2 separate regions of the Homo sapiens genome follow, and region 2 is linked to region 1. Evidence: chromatin loops called from intact Hi-C (ENCODE). Cell type or tissue: sigmoid colon. All regions are shown on one strand. Each heading gives the region's core, and the rest is flanking DNA. Links, peaks and the distances in the headings are about the cores only.

Region 1 (9,638 bases), core at 1,556-9,555:
AGGACAATGAGCAGGCAGAGGAAGGGAGGAAGGCATGTCCTGGGGCCCGGGCTGGAGGGAGGGTGCGGGTGGGTGAGGGGCTTCAGAGTGCTGCAGCGCAGAGGAGGGAGGAGAGGGCTGTGGAAAGGGGAGGTTGCCATTCCTTTGTAGTTAATATTTGGAGGCACGACTGATTTTTGAATATAGTTTCATGCAGATGCTGGTCAGCCTGGAGCCACACTTTTCTGCTGGCTGTAGATTTTTCCCCTTTTGATGCCTTTAGGAAAATCAAATTCCAACATGTCTGTGCTGGATAAACTGCAGCTAGAGGAGCCCTCCTTTCCTGGGGCACTTTCAAAGGCAGTGGCATCTTAGCAGCATCAGGAACCAGAGGTAGACCCTCAGGGAGGAGGCAGCCCTCAGGCAGCTGCTCTGCCTCACCCCTCACCCAGGATTCACCTTCCTGAGCTCTTTTTAACTGTCGCAAGGTAGTCTCTTTGCTGTTAACTCTGGTGCAGCGTCCACACAGACCTGCTTGCTTTTATAAATAAAGTTTTATTGGAAGATAGTCATGCACATTCAACTATTTATTGTTTATGGCTGCTTTTGTGCTGTGACAGCAGAATTCAGCAGTTGTGACAGAGACCAACTCCCTGCAAAGCCTAAACTATTTACTATCTGGCGTTTTTTAGAAATTATTTTTCAGCTGGGTGCAGTAGCTCACACCTGCAATCCCAGCACTTTAGGAGGCTGAAGCAGGTGGATCACTTGAGGCCAGAAGTTTGAGACCAGCCTGCCAACATGTTGAAACCTCATCTCCACTAAAAATACAAAAATTAGCGGGGCGTGGTGGCAGATGTCTGTAATCCTAGCTACTCAGGAGGCTGAGGTATGAGAATGGCTTGAATCCGGGAGGCAGAGGTTGCAGTGAGCTGAGATTGCACCACTGCACTCCAGCCTAGGTGACAGAGCGAGACTCCAACTTAAAAAAAAAAAATGAAAGAAAGAAAATGAAAAGAAAGCATTTGCCAATCCCTGCTCCAGTGTACTGGGTAGGGTACAGGTTCAGCTGCTGTAACAAGCATCAAAGAATCAGCTGCTAAAACACAATAGAAATTTCTTTCTCCCTGAAAAATCTGAACAGAAGCAGGGTCAGAGATCCAAGCTGTTTTGTTGCTTAACTGTTCTCCATAGCTGGCCTCTCCAGCCAGCTGGAAGGGGAGATGGGAAATGGAAGATACACCTTCTGTCTTTCACGACACAGCCTGATAGCATGTCCATGGCCTCCCCTCCCATTCTATTGGCCAGCAACTGGTCACATGGCCACAGGGAGCTGCAAGGTAGGCTGGGAAATGTTCTCTTTAGCTGGGTGGCCATGAGTCCAGCCACAACTCAGGGACTTTATCACTAAAGGAGAAAGGACAGAGTGGATCGTAGGGGATATTAGCAGTCTCTGCTACACCTTATCAAGAAGAATAAAGACAGAGTGCACAGGGGAAGGATTTGGCATTCCCTGCAGAGTATTAGAAAAAAATTTGTAACATGCTCAAATGAAGTAGGTATCAATAACGGATATAAAATACCTCCTTCTTCCACTTCCTCCCTCAAATATTTATTAAGCCCTCATTTATATTAGGCTCTATTTGGATGCATTTTGCAGATAAATAACCTGAAGCTCGGAGTGCTTGAGGGAGATGTCTGAGAGTTCATAGCCAAAGAGTGAGAGCTCTTTCTGCCTTATTGCCTTGCTTCCCTTGGGACACCCTGGGGCTGGGAGCTGGGCCTTGCAGCCTGCTAGGCTGGCTAGGTTTGGTGACACAGAAAGCAAATGAATAATTTTTAAAGTGAGAATTCTATAAAGGAGACTGCTTGAACAGATTCTGTTAGACTGAAAAGGCAGAAGGAGACACCGAGGTCACCAGAGATAGAAACTTCAGGAAGCAGCCATCACCCCTGCGGCTGTGGGAACGGAAGGAAGAGAGCGGGGTTACGCTAGCCTGGAAGCTTGGAGGAGGAGACTTAGACCTGCGGGGAGGAGCTGGGACTCAGAACTGCAGACCTCTGAGGAGGGGGTGGGGTGAGACTGGCTCTGGGAATGTGAAAAAAACTAAAACCTAGAATCAACTGCTGCTGGGCCAACATGGCTTCCAGGGCAGGGCAGTTGGGTCCCGCCTGCAAAGAGAAAGAAGCAAGCCCCTCCTTCCTCTCCCATCCTTCCGGCCTCCCTCCAGCGCCCCCTCCTGGCCAAGGGCAGCGGAAATCAGCCAGCAAAGCAGAACAAACAGGGTTTTGAGTCCCAGCTCGGGCACCACAAAGCAGAGGGTAGAAGAAAGGTTTGGAGCTGGGAGAAAATCATTTAATAACCAGCCCCAAGGCTATGACTCATTTAGACCCCCAGTCTGTGCAGACCTGGGGCCACTGCCTCTGAGCCAGTGCACACCGGGTACTCTGGAGCCTCTGTCTTCTGATACATGGGTCAGGGGGAATGCAAAATGATTCAACCACTTTGGAAAACAGTTTCCTTCTTTTTGTTTGTTTGTTTGTTTGTTTGTTTGTTTGTTTGTTTGTTTTTAGACCGAGTCTCGCTCTGTCGCCCAGGGTGGGGTGCAGTGACGCGATCTCAGCTTGCTGAAATCTCTCCTGGGTTCAAGGGATTCTCCTGCCTCAGCCTCCCGAGTAATTGGGATTACAGGTGCCCACCACCATGCGTGGCTAATTTTTGTATTTTTAATAGAGATGGGGCTTCACCATGTTGGCCAGGCTGGTCTCGAACTCCTGACCTCAGGTGATTCACCCACCTCGGCCTCCCAAAGTGCTGGGATTACAGGCGTGAGCCACCACACCCGACCTGGAAAACAGTTTTCCTATAAAGTTAAATATGCATCTACCATATGACCCAGCAACTCTCTCTTAGATATTTACCCAAGAGAAATGAAGGCACATGCTCACTCAAACATTTATGCTTGATGTTTGTAGCCCCTTTGTTTTAACAGCCCCAAACTGGAAAACAAAAAAAAAACCCTAATGTTTATGAACTTGTGCATGGAAAACAACTTATGTTATATCCATACAATAAAATACTACTTGACAATAAAAAGAATGAATACCGATGTACATATCAACACTCATGAATTTCAAAAGCGTTATACTATGTGAAAAAAAACAGGCACAAAAGATCACATACTCTGTGGTTTTGTCCGAAATTTCAGAAATGGCAAAATACTGTGATAGAAAGTGGATCAGTCATTGCCAGGGCCTGGGGGTAGGGGAAGGAGATTGGCTGCAAAGTGTCCTGAGGGATCTTTTGAGATAATGGAAATGTCCTATATAATGATTGTGGTGCTGGTTACACAACTGTCCAAACCCATGGAATTGTATACTTTCAGTTGGTAAGTTTTACTGTGTGTGAATTGCACCTTGATAAAGCTGATTTTTTAAAAATTGAAGTAGAACGCTGTTAGAAGTGGTGCTTCCTCCCCTTGTTTCTAATGCCACCCTCTTGCAAGCCCATATCCAAGTAGTGGACCAAGGCATCTTATAAAAACATAAATTCAATCATATCACTCCTTGTTTAAAACACTTGAATGGTTTCTCTTTCCTCTTTGAATGAAATCCTGAGAATCACCATGACTTACAAGCCTATCTGTCCTGCTCACTGACCCTGACATTTGGAGGGCCTAGAGCAATGGGACAGAGGCCCATGTACCACGATTCTAAATATGTACAGTTAGGAATCAAGCCAATCAACTGCTAAAAAGTAAGTTCTATCCTTCTTTGATAAATGTACCTTCATGATAAACTGGAAGGCCAGGTTCAAATGTAGAGTTTGGAGTTCTGTCCCAGAATGTAAGGTTAACGAAAGGCAGACGCTAGACTATAGCCTACTGCCATTGCCTTTCCACCCCCGGATCCATCTGAAACCTCCAGGCTACCTGCCAGGCCGCTGTAGACATTTGTGTCCATAACCTCTGGGGACCAAAGACAGCACTGGAGATGGAATCAGAGAAACTGGATGTGAAACATGTATCTCTTGGTTTTCCCCAAATTGTACTTGATTCTGTATGTGTGTACATGTTTGAGCATGGGTATGCATGCACGTGTATATTTGCATGTGTGTGCATGCATGTATGTGCATTTCTATATGCCTGTGTGTACATGCATGTGTGTGCAGGTGTACATGTACATGTGTATATGTATGTGTCTCTGTGTACATGCCTATGTGTGCATGTGTATATGTACATGTGTATGTGTATATGTGCCTGCGTGTGCATGTGTATATATGCCTGTGTGTGCATGCATGTGTATGTGTTTATACATGTTTGTGCATGTGTATGTGTGCCTGCGTGTGCATGTGTATATGTGCCTGTGTTGTGCATGTGTGTTTATTTATGTACCTCAACAGCAGTGTGAGCTACCTGAGGGCAGCAGTTGTGCTGAATTCATCTCAATATCCTTTCTACCTGGTGCAGAGTGATACTAGATGAATGCTTGTGGAGTGAATAAATGAATGAATGAGGGCCAGTACAGCAGTTATTAAGTGTGGGTCTTGAAGCCAGACTGATGTGAGGTCCAAATCTTACTCTGCCGGTCATTAAGCAAGCCGCTTTGGTTTATTTTCCTAATCCCGTAAAGCCTGGGTTTCCTTATCTCCCGGTGGGGATAAGAATACCACTATTTTATGGGGGTTGGTGTGAGGATTAGGTAACAACAATCAGAGCCAACATGGACCAAGCCAGGCTGTGGGCCAGGCACTGTACTAAGGGCTTTGCAAATGCTAGCTCTCGTGCTCCTCCTGGCAATTTCACGGTGTAGGGGTGGTTACACAGTCAACTCTCAGAGTGACTTGGCTGTTACCGTATTTATGATGGTGGAGAGGAGATTCAGGATTCTTAGCCCCTGGGGGAAGCTTCCCCTGAGTGCAGCTCAGATTCTGGCTGATAGGGCTGTCTGGAGAGGTTGTCTGAGCCAGCAGGCTGCGCGCTCTGCCTGGCCAGCTGCAACTTGACTCTCGACTTGGCCGGGTCCTTCTAGTGCGGCTTATAGCATTCAACCTCCTCTAGGTGGCGCTGCGGAGCGGGGACTCGGCTGCTGATCGCGGCGCCCCCTGGCGGTCTGTTCCCGTCAACATTTAGATTAAGCGCAGAGCCGGTTCCGCCAGGGAAGTGCGCGTCCCGGTGCCCCCGCGTGATGAGAGCGGATGACAGATTGCGGGAAAAAGTTAGAATGTAACGTTAGTTGTATGACAGAGAGGACCAAGCTGTGCAGCAGAGGGAGACAGAAAAGGGAGGGACCAAGCCACAGCAAGGAATGATCGTCAATAACATTAACGTCTAGAATTTATTGACCACCTGCTATGCGCGAGCCACTGTCCTAAACATCTGGTATTCATTCCCTTAGTTAACACACCTCTAGTAAGTGCGTGTCTCAAGAACAGTGTCTGTGTTTCATTTAGGGCCTAGCACACAGTGGGTGTCTGGCACATAGTAGGTTCTCAACACATTTGGAAATGAATAATACAATAATCCTGCAATTTTTCTCTCCAATTAATAATGTAGAGGCAAATATTATCTCCATTTAGAAAACTGAACAATGGTCGGAGAGTTTGCACAACTAATGCGTGACACAGCGAGGGCACACGAGGTTTAGACCCAGCTCAGCCGTGTGCCAGGGCTTCTCAGAGAAGAGAAGACCCTCTGCCTTCAGGGAGTTTGCTGTCTAATTGGCCACGTCTACACCCTCCCTGCCTGGGTGGCATGCCAGGGATGGCTATTTATGGCTCAGGGAGGAGGTCCAGTGAAGTTCCCCTCATAAATTATAAAGGGAGACACATGTGGGTCAAGATTGGGGAATTCAGTGTGTGAGGGATCCCCAGGAATCTTACACTGTCCAATCAGGGATTTTCCTTCTCTTACCCTGGAGAGTGGCTGATGTAGGCAGTGGGGATTTGCTGAGTACCTATAATGAGCTCTCAAGGGTATCTCCTGGTCCTGTAGAAGAGGCTCACCTCCTCCCTATCACAGAGTTCCAGTTCCTATGGCTGGAGCTCTCAGCCCCAGCCGCTGGCTGCTCAAAGGAGAGTTTCCTCATGTCCAAAATGGGGGCTATGGTTTATCTTGTATACCCCAGCACCTGCATGAGGAAGGACTGAAAAGTGCTGTGCACTTTTGTGATTCGCACATCCAGTCCCCATTCAGGCTCTGGGGATCCCCCAGGCATGGTCTTGGTGTATTAGACTTTTTCCTGGAGATGTGATTATGAATGGGCATTAGTAAGTGGTGTTATGCAGAGATGCCCTTCTCTGAATGGCCTCTGGTATTTGTTTTTTGAGTTCTTGAGAACATATATATTTTTTGGTATTCCATGGTCTTTATCATTGTCAGGCTGTCACTGAACTGTCGCTTGCATTTGGCTGCCCCTGGTAATTTTCTTCCTTCCCCTAACTCACTGCTTCAAGTTCTTGAGTTGGCAGGAAGAGAGGACCAGGCTCCTTTTATATTTCTTCTGTGAATAAAATATGCCAGTGTCAATGCATAGACTTTGAGCTATCAATTCTAACCATTCAATGGCTTTTCTCTTTTTTTGGTTTATTCACAGGCTGTGGGATGTGGAGGTTATCAAAAATCAGGTCTCCATAAGTGAGAGGTCACTTCAGGCATTTCTTTGCACTTATCCAAAAAAGATTCCATCCATACTTGTTTAATGGAACGTGTGAAGAGCTTGGCTCCTCTTCCAGGTCATCCCTCTGCCTCATTCTCCCCCTGCAGCAGGAGCAGCAAGAGCCCGGTTCTGGAGTGGGAGTAGAAGGTACAGGCATTGCTGCAGCGGCAGGACAGGAGCCCATTGCTGACAGAGTGCCTGGCCTCAAATTACACTGTATCAGAGCTCGGGCATAAAATTGGCAGCAGCGTTCTGTGTATGAGGAGACAGAGAAATACCTGTATTCAGCAGAACCACGGGCAGGGACAGAAGAAAAGGAGAGAAAGAGGGGAGGAGGGGAAGAGCTGGCCCGTCGCGGGCTCTTCCCTGGACATCTTTGTCCCCCAGGTGCAGAGGTGGCTTCCCAGTGGCTGAGTCAGGGCCACAGGAGGTTTCTTGGGGGGTTGGGGGGGCCGGGGTTTGGAGGGCAAGCCATGAAAATACCTGGGAAGGTAAACTTGAGGGCTTAACCCACCTGAAACACACACATACAGATATACACACTGAAAACGATTAAAAAAGGAATAAGAAATGTCCATGTGTCTAGGCACTTTTATACAGTTTTCTATTAATTCCTACTACAACTCCATTAGGCAAGACTGTTTCACAGATTGGTGAAGAAGAAAGGTTCAAAAAGGACATGTTATCTTGCCTGAGTTCACCTATTATAAATGTACTTGTGTTTATACTCATTTGTCACCGACTGCAACCTAAACATCTAAACACATTCTCTCACAGCCACAATGCCACCACTATACACATTATATGGTCTTTTATAGACACAACACAAATGCACTTACACTTGCCTATGCGAGCTGTATGTGTTTATACACAAATATGTGTTTCCAACTATAGGCATATACTACACACACAGTTTACACAATCACCTACAAATTCTGTATCATGCTTGCTTGCTAAAATTGTTTTGCCACTTCCTGTCCTTCCTGACCAACTGTAGGCCAATGTCCTCCTCTTCCCTCAGTTATGGCTGTGTGCTTGCACCTGTTGGTACTTACAGACACCTGCACTAATAACCCTGCTCTGTGTTTCATTTCATCCTCTAGCCTGGGAGCCCCGAGACACCAGCAACTCATCAGACTTATTGTTTGTATTATTTCTAGTTCTTTGGGTGTGAATTCTTCATGATGTGGAGGCTCTGAGCTGTCTTTCACAGCTCACGATTTGTAGTTTTGGTCTGTGAGTTGACAGAGTAGGCCCTGCAGAGTCACTGACTCCAAGCTGTTTTTATATAATGCCTCAGCTTAGGATTTCTGCACCACGTGGGTAGCTTATATCGGGGCCTTACACCAGTGCAGAGGGCAGGCTTGAGGCTGATCTGGTACACACGTCCCTTGTTCCACCCATGGACTGTGAGAGGACCTCAGCTCCTGCCGTGACTCTAGGCTGATGGCTGAGAAACTCTGTTCCCATAATCAGTTCTGACACCCACTTTACACTGAGAACTCAGATTTGACTTTCTGCTAACAGCAGGACCTGTGGCCTGTACCTAGTCCCAGATTTGGCATTAAAATCTCAGCCCAACAATGCATATCCAATCTTGGTTTTCCCATGGGCTGTTGGCCACGTTCCTCTCCCCCTGGTATAGATTCCTGACCCCTCTCTTTGATCCTACCTAAAAATTATGCTTTCTTGTTTTTTTTAGCTGGGACTTGTATGTTTAAAGTAGTTTAAAACAACTTTCTGCTCTGCATGTATGAATACGAGTGTGTGAGCGTGTGTAGCTGGCAGGGAGTTACTGGGTGTGGCTGTGCCAATGACTCCTGTGGACCTCTTCTCAGAGAAGTCCCTTCAGAATCAAATACCCATACCTGTTAGGAGCTGCAGTCACTGACTGGCAGCGTTTCATTCATTCACTGAATATTGGTTGAGCACTTGCAATGTGCCAGGCACGCTGCTAGCCAAGGAGGCAGTCATTAAACATACAGATAAACAAACAAATGTGAGATGACAATAGTTATGAGTGCTCTGCAGTAGACGTGCAGGGACCTGTGAGAGAATGTAGTAGGGAGGGCCTTAATTTAGGGTGTGTGGTCAGGGAAGGCCTCGCTAAAGATGTAGCTTCTAAGCTGAGATGCAAAGGAGGCAGTGAAGAGCTTTTTCCAGCAGAGGGAACACCATGAGCATAGGCCTTGGGGCGGACGTCTTAGAACATTCTAGAAACGGAAAGGAGGCCAGTGAGAAAAAGGGAGCTCAGGAGCAGAGGCTGGGGAAGGCTGCAGGGCCTCAGGGGCATTGGAGGCAGGCAGGGCAAGGACTCTGGACTTTATCCTGAGCACAGGGTGATGGGGCAGGAGAGTTTAAGCAGGGAGGGTGAAACTCACTCTGATTGGCAGCCCTGTGAAAGAGGATTGGCTGGGCATGGAGATCTAAGGATGAGGAAAGGATATCCCAGAGTGCCAGGGCGCGCAAACCAAACTTCACACTCTAGGAAGACAGAGGCCAGAGGAACCAGGAGGGCTTCCTGGAGGAGGTGGCATTTACTCTGGGCCTAAGAGATCACAGGAAAATGGAGGCCAGCATTCTAGGCCTGGGGAAGAGTTTGGGCAAAGGCTTGGCAGTAAGAGAATAAAGGTGGGGCTTGATGGGCCAGAGGATAAGTGACTCCTCAAGGTCACAAGACACCCTGATGGCTGGGACCCCATCTCTGATGGAGCAAGGCTTCTGATACCCAACTGAGGCTTGGCGCCAAGGACTGACATCAAGGAAGTGGATTCCTGCAAACCTGGCACCCGAGGGTCCACTTCCTCAATTTCTGTGCAGCTGGGAGGTGAGGTAAGAGGAAGTGTGGGCCACAGGCTAGGCCCAGAGAGCCTGGAGGAGGAGCCTCTGCCAGACTGGAGAGAAGCAGGCCTGAGCCTCCCCAAAGGCAGCTCCTGGGGACTCCCAGGACCACAGGCTGAGACGAGACGCAGGGTGGCTGGAGGAAGTGAGAGGTGAACTCA
Region 2 (9,814 bases), core at 1,120-9,119, 310 kb before region 1:
TCACCTGATATGCGGTAGATCCACTCGAAAACCTTTCAGGAATCCAAAGAATTCCAAGTTATAAAGCACATTGAGGCCGGATGTGGTGGCTTCAGACCTGTAATCCCAGCACTTTGGGAGCCCAAGGCGGGCAGCTCACCAGAAGTCAGTAGTTTGAGACCAGCCTGGGTGAAACCTCATCTCTACTAAAATACAAAAATTAGCCAGGCGTGGTGGTGGGTCCCTGTAATCCCAGCTACTGGGGGAGGCTGAGGCATGAGAATCGCTTGAACCCAGGAGGTGGAGGTTACAGTGAGCCAAAATCGGGCCACTGCACTCCAGCCTGGCCGACAGAGTGAAACTGTGTCTCAAAATAAATAAAATATAAAATAAAATACATAAATTGATAAAGCACATTGAGCCGCGAGGATTTCAGATAAGAAATTGTGGAGCTGTGCTACCTGTACCAAACTTTTCTGTCTCGGTTAGGCAGAGATCACTACCCCCATTCTGCAGATGAGGAAGACTGAGGGCAAGGAACATGGTGTCCCAGGTAGGACGGCAGCCATTTTATCATCCTGTTGGAGGCTGTGCCAGCAGGAAAGGAAGCTTTGGAGCCACCAGCCCACCCCAGCCTCCCAAGAACCTTGTTGTCTCAGCAAAATTTCAGAACTAGAAAACCTGGAAAGATTAAAGCCCCAAAGAATGCCACAAGTCCCCCAGGAAGAAAGGGAGGCTTTGCTGTGCGTTCCAGTGGTCGACATTCTAAATCATTTTTTATTTCAGCTGCATGTACACTCACCCATCACAGGACCAGTTCTCAGAATAGAGAGGTACCTGTTGAATCATCCACCCTACTTCCTGCCTCGTGTGGGCATGTCTCCAAGTGCTGAGCCATCCGCTTCGCTGCCGTGGCCTGAGATATATCAGGATTTGCAGGCCTGGCGACAGGAGACAAAATAGATTCCCATTTCCTTCAGAACCATTTAGCTAGTTTAGAGAGTGTTTGACTGTTTCAATGGGATGAGCAATAACCAGGCCTCTCCTTGGCTCCTTCTCTCTGCCCCATATGTTTTCTTCTGTTGGAAGCTGGGATTTGGGGTCTTAGGGCCAAAGATAAATACTGATTTTGGCTCGATCTGGCCGCACAGCTGTGGGCTAGTAGGTGCCCCTCTCTGAACCTCAGGCCCCCACTTTCTGCAGCACAGTGTTGTTCTCATCTCTGTTTTTTTTTTTTTTTTTTTTTTTTGAGATGGAGTCTCTCTCTGTTGCCTAGGCTGGAGTGCAGTGGTGCGATTTCAGCTCACCGCAACCTCCATCTCCTGGGTTCAAGCAATTCTCCCCACCTCAGCCTCCCGAGTAGCTGGGATTGCAGGTGCCTGCCACCAGGCCCAGCGGATTTTTGTGTTTTTTAGTAGAGACAGAGTTTCACCATGTTGGCCAGGCTGGTCTCGAACTCCTGACCTCAGGTGATCCGCCCTCCTCAGCCTCCCAAAATGCTGAGATGACAGGCATGAGCCACCGCATCCGGTCTCTCATCTCTTCATACCACATGCCTTGGTTCCCACTGCCCCGGCGGGTGCCTGGAGAGCCTTGTGGCTGGGGCTGAGTGACCGCAAGGTGATATTTAAGGTGGTCTCATGGAGCAGTCTGACATCACTGTAATGCAAGCAGACATCTGGGGAGTCAGACTGACTGAATTTGAATTCCAGCGATTTAAATTTTTACCACTGTTGTGTGACCTTGGGCAAGTTGTGTGACCATTTGAGCCATAGCTTCTTCATCTGTAAAATAGATGGAATCATAGCATGTACCACTTCGGGAGGGAGGGAGAATAGAATTAGGTCAGATTTTATATGTGACATGCTTAAGGCAGTGCCTGGCATGCAAATAAGCCCTTGATACATGCCAGTGGGGTTACTCTGGTTACCAGAAACTTGGAAGTAGGGGCTTTGGCTGGGGCAAGATCTCGCAACATTTAAAAAGCAATCACTGACCGGGCACCGTGGCTCATGTCTGTAATCCCAGCACTTTGGGAGGCCGAGGCAGGTGGATCACGAGGTCAGAAGATCGAGACCATCCTGGCTAACACGGTGAAACCTCGTCTCTACTAAAAATACAAAAAATTAGCCGGGTGTGGTGGTGGGCGCCTGTAGTCCCAGCTACTCGGGAGGCTGAGGCAGGAGAATGGCATGAACCCGGGAGGCGAAGCTTGCAATGAGCCAAGATCATGCCACTGCACTCCAGCCTGGGTGACAGAGAGAGACTCCGTCTCAAAAAAAAAAAAAATAAATAAATAAAAAGCAATCACTGGTCACTCGTGAGGAACCAGGCCCCGAGTTGGTCACTCAGCGTTCAGGTGGAGACCTTGCCATGCTATCAAGTAACCTAGAGTCTATTTTTTTTTTTAAGATGGAGTTTCACTCTGTCGCCCAGGCTGGAGTGCAATGGCACGATCTTGGCTCACTGCAACCTCTGCCTCCCATGTTCAAACGATTCTCCTGCCTCAGCCTCCCGAATAGCTGGGATTACAGGCACCCGCCACCACACCCGGGTAATTTCTGAGTAGAGACTGGGTTTCACCATGTTGGCCAGGCTGGTCTTGAACTCCTGAGCTCAAGTGATCCACCCGCCTTGGCCTCCCAAAGTGCTGGGATTACAGGTGTGAGCCACTGTGCCCAGTCAAGTAACTCAGAGTCTAATGGGGAAAGTAGATGTGGCTAATCCAGGGGCTGCAATACCTATAAAGTCCTTAATCAAATATATTTTGCGTCTATGTTTAAAAAGCAGATTTCACCTAAAAATCTAGTTTTTTGGCTTCTCTTAAGATCTGGCAACACCGGGCTGGCCTTCCTGCGATACGAGAAGAAGCTGGAGCTGAATAGGAGTTGCCCCCTTGGCCAGGGGCTCTCTACTTTGCCTCAGTCCCCACTACTCCCTATTGCACCAGATTCAAACTTCTTCATAGTCATGCATGTTTGCCGCTGGGGCCTGTGGGAGTTTGCTGATAAGTTGCAGTGCAATGCTGTGGGTGCTGTGAGAGCACGATGAGCAATAATAACTCAGCCTTGGGCAGTCAGGAAAAGCTTCCCAAGGGAGGCGAAGTCACAGCTGCTTCTCTATAAAACCTGCAGATGCTGCTGAACACCCTCATCTTTATGGCTCAAGGACATGAATAAAGGACGCAAAGTCAGAGCTCACGAGGAATCTCTGGCATAAAGCGACTGAGGCCCAGTGACTTATCTCGGGTCACACAGCCTGCTGATGGCAGAAGTGGGGCTAGAACTAGGATTACCAACCAGAAACCTTTTTGGACTACTTTCCCTAGAACCAGAGCTGTCAACCAGAAACAGTTCTGGGCCACTCTACCTCCCCTGTCTCTGGATTCCTCGGGAGTTAGGAGGATTTGTACTCTGGAATCTTAGACTTGAGTCCTGTCTCTGCCATTTACTTGCAGTATGACCTCAGATGAGTCACTTCCTTTCCTTGAACCTCAGTTTCCTCATCTGTAAGGTAGAGCTAAGGATTCTGACCTCAAAGGAGTGTTCTGAGGGCCAAACGTTGGGAAAGTGGACAGGAGGCAATCTCAGACATCTCATTAGCTCAAGAGGACTCTAGATACCTGAGGGTCATTATGACTGTTGACAAGTAGCCACCTTCTCCCAAGAGATTTTGTTACCATCTGTTTAACAGTGACCTTGAAGGGGATCCATCCCCCACTTTGCCCTTGCCAGTCCCTTAAAGGAGCACGCATGGCCTTTGGTCAGGCTTGGACCCTGGAAGGGAATGCTTTGGGATTCTCTGACTTTGGGTGTGAACTGGGCCCTGGATGCAGAGCCCAAGGGTTCCCCTCTCCTGGGAGGCTCCAAGGTCACAGCGAGTACTAGGGTAGAGTTGGGAAGGAAGCAGAATTTCCTGGGCAAAAGAAATGTCAATAATTCTTTTGTTTTCTTCAAGGCATCTACCTGCCTATCTGGGGCTCCCCTTAAATCCCATGTCTGTGGCTGGAACTATTGAGACTCTCCTACTTTGAGGAGGTCCCACTGTCCTGAGTTCAAATCCTGACTTTTCTCCTTATTAGTTGAGTGTGACTTTGGTTGGACAAGATTTCAAATTCCTCTAAACTCCAATGTCCTCATCTACAAAATGGGCCTCTTAAGAGTACACATTTGGTAAGGTTTAGTGGGAATTAAGTGAGATTATGTGTGAAAGGGTTTAGCACAGTGTAGAGCTCAGTCAATGCCCGTTATTACTGTGATTGGAAATTAGAATGATTGCCACCCATCGTGTTTGTATAACACTTGACCATTTCTGAACTTATGCTTCTCTTACGCCATTTGATCTTCGCAATGACTCTTTGAGGTGGCCGGTGCAGGGATCATGACCTCATTGCACAGATGAGACAACTGGAGCTCAGAGAAGGCAACCGTCTACTCAAGGTCACACAGCTTGAGTATGGCAGAGTGGCAGAGCCAAGTTCACTTCTTGTTCTTTTTTTTTAAGATGGAGTCCGGCTCTGTTGCCCAGGCTAGAGTGTAGTGGCATGGTCTTGGCTCACTGCAACCTCCGCCTCCCGGGTTCAAGCGATTTCCTGCTAATTTTTGTATTTTTAGTAGAGAAGGGGTTTCACCATGTTGGCTAGGCTGGTCTTGAACCCCTCACCTCAAGTGATCCACCCGCCTCGGCCTCTCAAAGTGCTAGGATTACAGGCGTGAGCCACCACACCTGATCTCAAGTCTTCTGAGATGAAGATTAAACAGCACCTTCCACAGGGTCAGACCGGACGAGACAAGACCAGGCTTTGACCACGTGGTTGGGTTGTTCCCTGGGTGCTTCATATCTCCCAAAAACTCCTTGATAGAAATAATCCACAATGCTGTTTCAAACCCTTTTTGCCTCTGTTTATGCTCTGAGCCTGTACCACCTCTAGGGGCGAAGAAACTTCTCCTTTCTCCGTGGCGTCAAACGGACTTTTCCTTGTATTTGTCCTAAAGGGACCTCAGCAGCCCCTCCCCGTTGGGTCCGTCAAAGCACTCTGCCAGAAGGTCTGTGTGTTCTTCAGTGTGGGCACATGATGGCGCTGCTCCACAACGCATGAAAAATCAGGCCCAACCCACCCCTCACCCCCCGCCCCCCGGACTGCATTTCAACGCATCAAAGATCAATTAAACACCTACTATGTGCAAGTGACTGTGATTGCTCCGGGGAGGGCTTCAGTTATTCAATACTGTTATGTTTAGCTATATTAATAATAGCCGTAATAACATCGGTACAGGGCTTCATAGTTTATCGAGCAATTTACGTGGATTATCTGGTTCTATCTGCCAAGCAGTCCTGATGCGTTAGATCGGGTGGGTCTTTCTGTCCCACTTGAGGAGGAAACTGAGGCACGGAGGGTGACAGAACTTATGTAAAGGCACGGGGGAGAGAGGCACATGGTAGGCATTTGATGAATTATAGGTGGTGGATGGAATGAGGCAGACCCAGGCATCTATCTCCTCCAGGTTGTTATTCATCAGTGAGGGCCGGGATTGTATCTTATTTGTCTTTCCATCCCCACTCCTAGCACGGCTTCTGATTGAGGGCTTCCACAGACCTCTGTGGCAGGGAGAGGAGAGGCAGGGGGATTCCCTGTAGGCTGCAATGCCGAACAGCTCCTGGAAGGCTCTCTGAGGGTGTGCAGGCTGAGAGAGGTGGCTTCTGGGCTGGAGACTGCAAAGAGAGGAGGTCACTGCCTTCACCGTGTAGCATTTGCAGGACATGAATGACTCACCGTAATTCAGCTCCTGAAGGCACCAAGTAGCTGAGTGGTCAGGATGATTCATTCATTCATTCAACAAACGTTTTCTGAGTGCCTGTTACATGCTAAGCATTAAGAATGCAGGTATGCAAACACAGCCTCTGTCCCCCTGGAGCTTCCAGAGCAGTGGAGGAGATGGAGGGCAAAGAGCTAGCAATGCGGTTTGGTTTGAGTTGCCCAGAAGTCTGTACTGAGTGCCACGGGGTAACCAAGTCTAGTGGCACAGTGTGAAGGCTACAAGAGGGGGAGATGTTTTGCAGGATTTGAAGGATGAAATGAATTTGCAGATAACCAGACAAAGAAAGGTGCATGAGGACTGGGGGAAGGAAAGCATCAGGGGCAGTGGGGTATGTACGGGCAGGAGCTGTCAAAGGGCGTCAGTCATGTGTTTGAGGATGGGTAACAGATGCAGTAGGAAAGACAGTGGTACCAGCAGGGAGGGCCTTGAAAGCTATTCTGAGGACTGTGAATTGCATCTTGTATTTGTCAGGGAATCACCATGCTGGGAGCTCTGCTAGGAGCTCAGAGTTCCATGGAGAAGGTGGGCAAAGAGAGGCCCATCACTCATGTTTACTGAGCCTTGACTATTTCGTGGTGCTAAGCACTTCTTGGGCCTTGGTTTATTGTCTGTCTTATAAGGCAGGTACTGTGATCATCCCCATTTTATACACGAGTAAACTGAGACTTGGGATACTGACATAAGTTTTTCCCAAGGTCATAAAACTGGTACTAGTGGAGTCAGGACTTGTCTTTTTTGTTTTTTAATGGTCACCTTTACTAAAGCTGAAGTGTATGGGTTTTTCACGGATGGGGTACAAAATTCAAAAGGCTCAAAAAGTCCCAAGTGAGGTTGCTCTTCTTTTTTTTTTTTTTTGGGATGGATTCTCGCTCTGTTGCCCAGGCTGGAGTGTAGTGGGATGATCTTGGCTCACTGCAACCTCTGCCTCCTGGGTTCAAGCGATTCTCCTGTCTCAGCCTCCTGAGTAGCTGGGACTACAGGCACATGCCACCACGTCTGGCTAATTTTTTTGTATTTTTTAGCAGAGACAGGGTTTCACCATGTTGGTCAGGCTGGTCTTGAACTCCTGACCTCGTGATCTGCCCACCTTGGCCTCCCTCCCTCCCCAGAGGTGACTACTCTTACACTTTCTTGTGTTTTTTATTTTCTAGAGACTTTGCCTGTTTGTTTTGTGAGAGGTGTTTTATATAGACATAAGCACAAAAAGCAAGACAAGACAAGTGCCTGTTAACTACAAACATGGGCTTTGGGAAGAGCCAGTGTGGGTTTAGATCTTGACTTTTTCTGAGAGCCTGACAAGTGTCACCATTAAATGCTGGTTTGGACAAAGGGTGGGCGGGCTTGGAGGGTGGGATGAGGATGGCAGGGGGTAGGGACGTGGACATCAAGAGGTCTGTGTGCACAAGTGTGACTGTGTGGGCCTGGACTGGGGGTGAGGTGATCAGATGGGGACAGGAAATGGGGACTGCAGAGGCCTGGTGAGAGACAGAGCAGGGACGAGGCAGGGGAGAGCGGCTGCTGCGGGGCTGTCATAGCCGGCAGGCGTTTGGCAGGGCAGAAGGCACAGTAAGAGGAAGAGAGGCAGCCTGCGGGCTTGGCTTGGGACAGCCTCTCTAAGGCTCGTGCTGACTCTCGAGCAGTTCCAGCTCAGCAGGCCATGCACACGAACCAGGAAGCTGGGTGGACTGGGCTGGGAAGGAGGCCATGGGCTCAGGAGCCCGGGAGATCTGGTCCCAGTGCCCAGTGGGGATTCTGGGCAAGCCAATTCCTCTCCAGGCATCTGTGCGGGTCAGCGCCACACGGAAGCCCCTCGTCCCTGTTGATCTTCACTGTAGAGGGAGAGGCAGGGAAAGGCTTGGGAGATGCCGGGCTGGGATGGGCTAGGGGCTTGGAATGCCTGCCCAGAGGTTTTCAGGGCGGCATCTCAGCAAGTGTCCACAGTGTGCAGAGCTCTCCCAGGCAGGATGGGCACCTATACATGCATGCATATGTGTACTTTACATGTTATATGTAATACAATGTAATACATGTTATTTTGCTCGGTTCCCACTTCCCCTTTTAGAAGCCAGTTGATATATAATGAGTTGGTGTCCTCCCATTCTTTTTGATGCATTGAGGATCCTAAGTCTGTGCCCCAGTCCCCATAGTCTGTTCACTTCCTGGCTTCCTGGAAGAACAAAATGTCCCCGCCTCCTCTCGTTCTTTCCCTGCCCCACTCCTAGAATCAGCTGTTTTTCTAAGGAGCCCAGGTTTTCTTCCCTGAGAAATGCTATTTGGGTGGGGGAGAGGGAGGGAAGCAACAAGCTGTGGGGGAAGAGCCTCGATCTGGGCAACCCCTTTGCTCTTGTGACCTCGAGCAAGTCCCTCGGGGCATTAGGGGACCAGTTATGTCCTTTCTAGACTCACCTGAGGCCAAGAAGATGTGGGAAACATCCATCCTGTGTGCCTGCGGTCTGGAAAGGCACAGCCCCAGCTCTGCCCCTGTGTGGCTGTGTGATTCTGGGTTTCTTAACCTCTCTGAGCCTCAGAGTCCCCATCTGTGAGATAGGAATAACATGAGGCTTTTTTTTTTTTTTTTTTTTTTTTTTAAGACAGGGTCTTACTCTCTTGCCCAGGCTGAAGTGCAATGACATGATCATAGCTCATTGCAACCTTGAACTCCTGGGTTCAAGTGATCCTCCCGACTCAGCCTCTCAAAGTGCTAGGATTACAGGCATGAGCCACTGCATCTGGCACGTGGACATTTCTGACTTATCTCAACTAGGGAAGGTACTCAATAAATGCTAATTCCCTTCTTCCTCCCCTTAATTATTTGACTTCAGTACCCCAGGAAATGAGGACTGGGATATTGGATGGTTTGGGAGAGGAGGAAAGAGGTGTCCAGGGAAAAGGAAGAAATTGGGAAATAGAAGACCACGGACAAATAAAAGAGGAGGGGTTAATTCAGAATAGGGAAGACGGGCCAGGCGCAGGGGCTCACACCTGTAATCCCAGCACTTTGGGAAGCCGAGACAGGCGGATCACGAGGTCAGGAGTTCGAGACCAGCCTTGCCAATATGGTGAAACCCCGTCTCTACTAAAAATACAAAAATTACCTGGGCGTGGTGGCACTCAACTGTAGTCCCAGCTGCTCAGGAGGCTGAGGCAGAAGAATCGCTTGAACCTGGGAGGCGGAGGTTGCAGTGAGCTGAGATCGTGTCACTGCACTCCAGCCTGGGCAACAGAGCAAGACTCCATCTCAAAAATAAAAAAAAAGAAAAGAAAAGAATAGAGAAGATGATTTTAATCATCAGAGCTTTCCAATAAAGGCAGGCTCTGGCTGCTTGGGGGAGGTTGAGAGCCTCCTGTCATTAGAGGTATGCAAGTAGAGGCTGAGGGATTGTGAGCCACACAGATGTGTTTGTGAGGACTCGCAATGGCCAGGAGGTAGATTCCTTCACTCAGCAAACTTTGGGAGAGGGCTGTCCTTGCCTGGTCCTGTAATGGGGCAGGGAAGCCAAGGTGAATAGGACACCATCCCTGGCCCCAGGGAGCGCCCAGCCCAGGAAATAAGCAAATCGCTGAGATCCTTTTACTCTGCAGTTCTGTGCTTTGAAGCATCCAAGCCTTGGAGGGAGTTGGCTGGGGATTTTCAGTGTGCGCCTTTTGGTATTGATCCACTGAAGTTGGAGCTGGCTGGGGAATGGCAGGAGGACGCCGCAGTGTTATTAGTGCGGAGGACACGCTGTAATCTGTCAGTGTCACCCCGGTTGCAGCTGGCCAGGAACCATCCTGCTGTTAACGCCTCCCTTCCCAGCAGCCATGGAGCACACAACTTGTACAGCACCTGCCAGTGCCTCCACCTCTCCTTGTAGGAGGGAGAGTGTGGATATTTATTCTTTTTCTGCATCTCCCTAGCATGAGTCCTCGTCTCCAATCACACTAATTTATTCAGTGTTTTCCAACACACCTTGGGCATTCCTACCTCTGTACCTTCAGTTACCAGAATTCCCTACCAGCGGTGGTCACTCCTGTCC

The links. A loop is a pair of places that touch in the nucleus more often than their neighbours do. Peaks named below come from ENCODE experiments on the same cell type or tissue, not always from the same donor. Only the 100,000 strongest peaks of a DNase experiment are listed, where the experiment ranks them.
Region 2: a loop joins it to region 1, with 6 times the contacts of the local background. A loop is called at or near these places in 67 of 110 quality-filtered maps.

Annotation. Positions count from the first base shown.
Region 1 is chr22:36,851,479-36,861,116 of GRCh38, forward strand. It overlaps NCF4 (neutrophil cytosolic factor 4), which reads left to right and starts at 9,528. Exons shown (of 10, transcript NM_000631.5): 1 at 9,528-9,638. All of the region lies in intron 1 of NCF4-AS1 (NCF4 antisense RNA 1), which reads right to left. In sigmoid colon, for the core only: CTCF peaks have their summits at 2,262 (motif pointing left), 5,085 and 5,286 (motif pointing right); DNase peaks (open chromatin) are centred at 2,193, 5,043 and 9,433; H3K27ac peaks cover 1,768 bases.
Region 2 is chr22:36,541,391-36,551,204 of GRCh38, forward strand. No RefSeq gene overlaps it. Among named protein-coding and RNA genes, the nearest start is that of EIF3D, 17 kb to the left of the region's middle. RefSeq lists a silencer at 3,012-3,306. In sigmoid colon, for the core only: a CTCF peak has its summit at 5,033 (motif pointing right); DNase peaks (open chromatin) are centred at 5,031 and 7,422; H3K27me3 peaks cover 2,643 bases.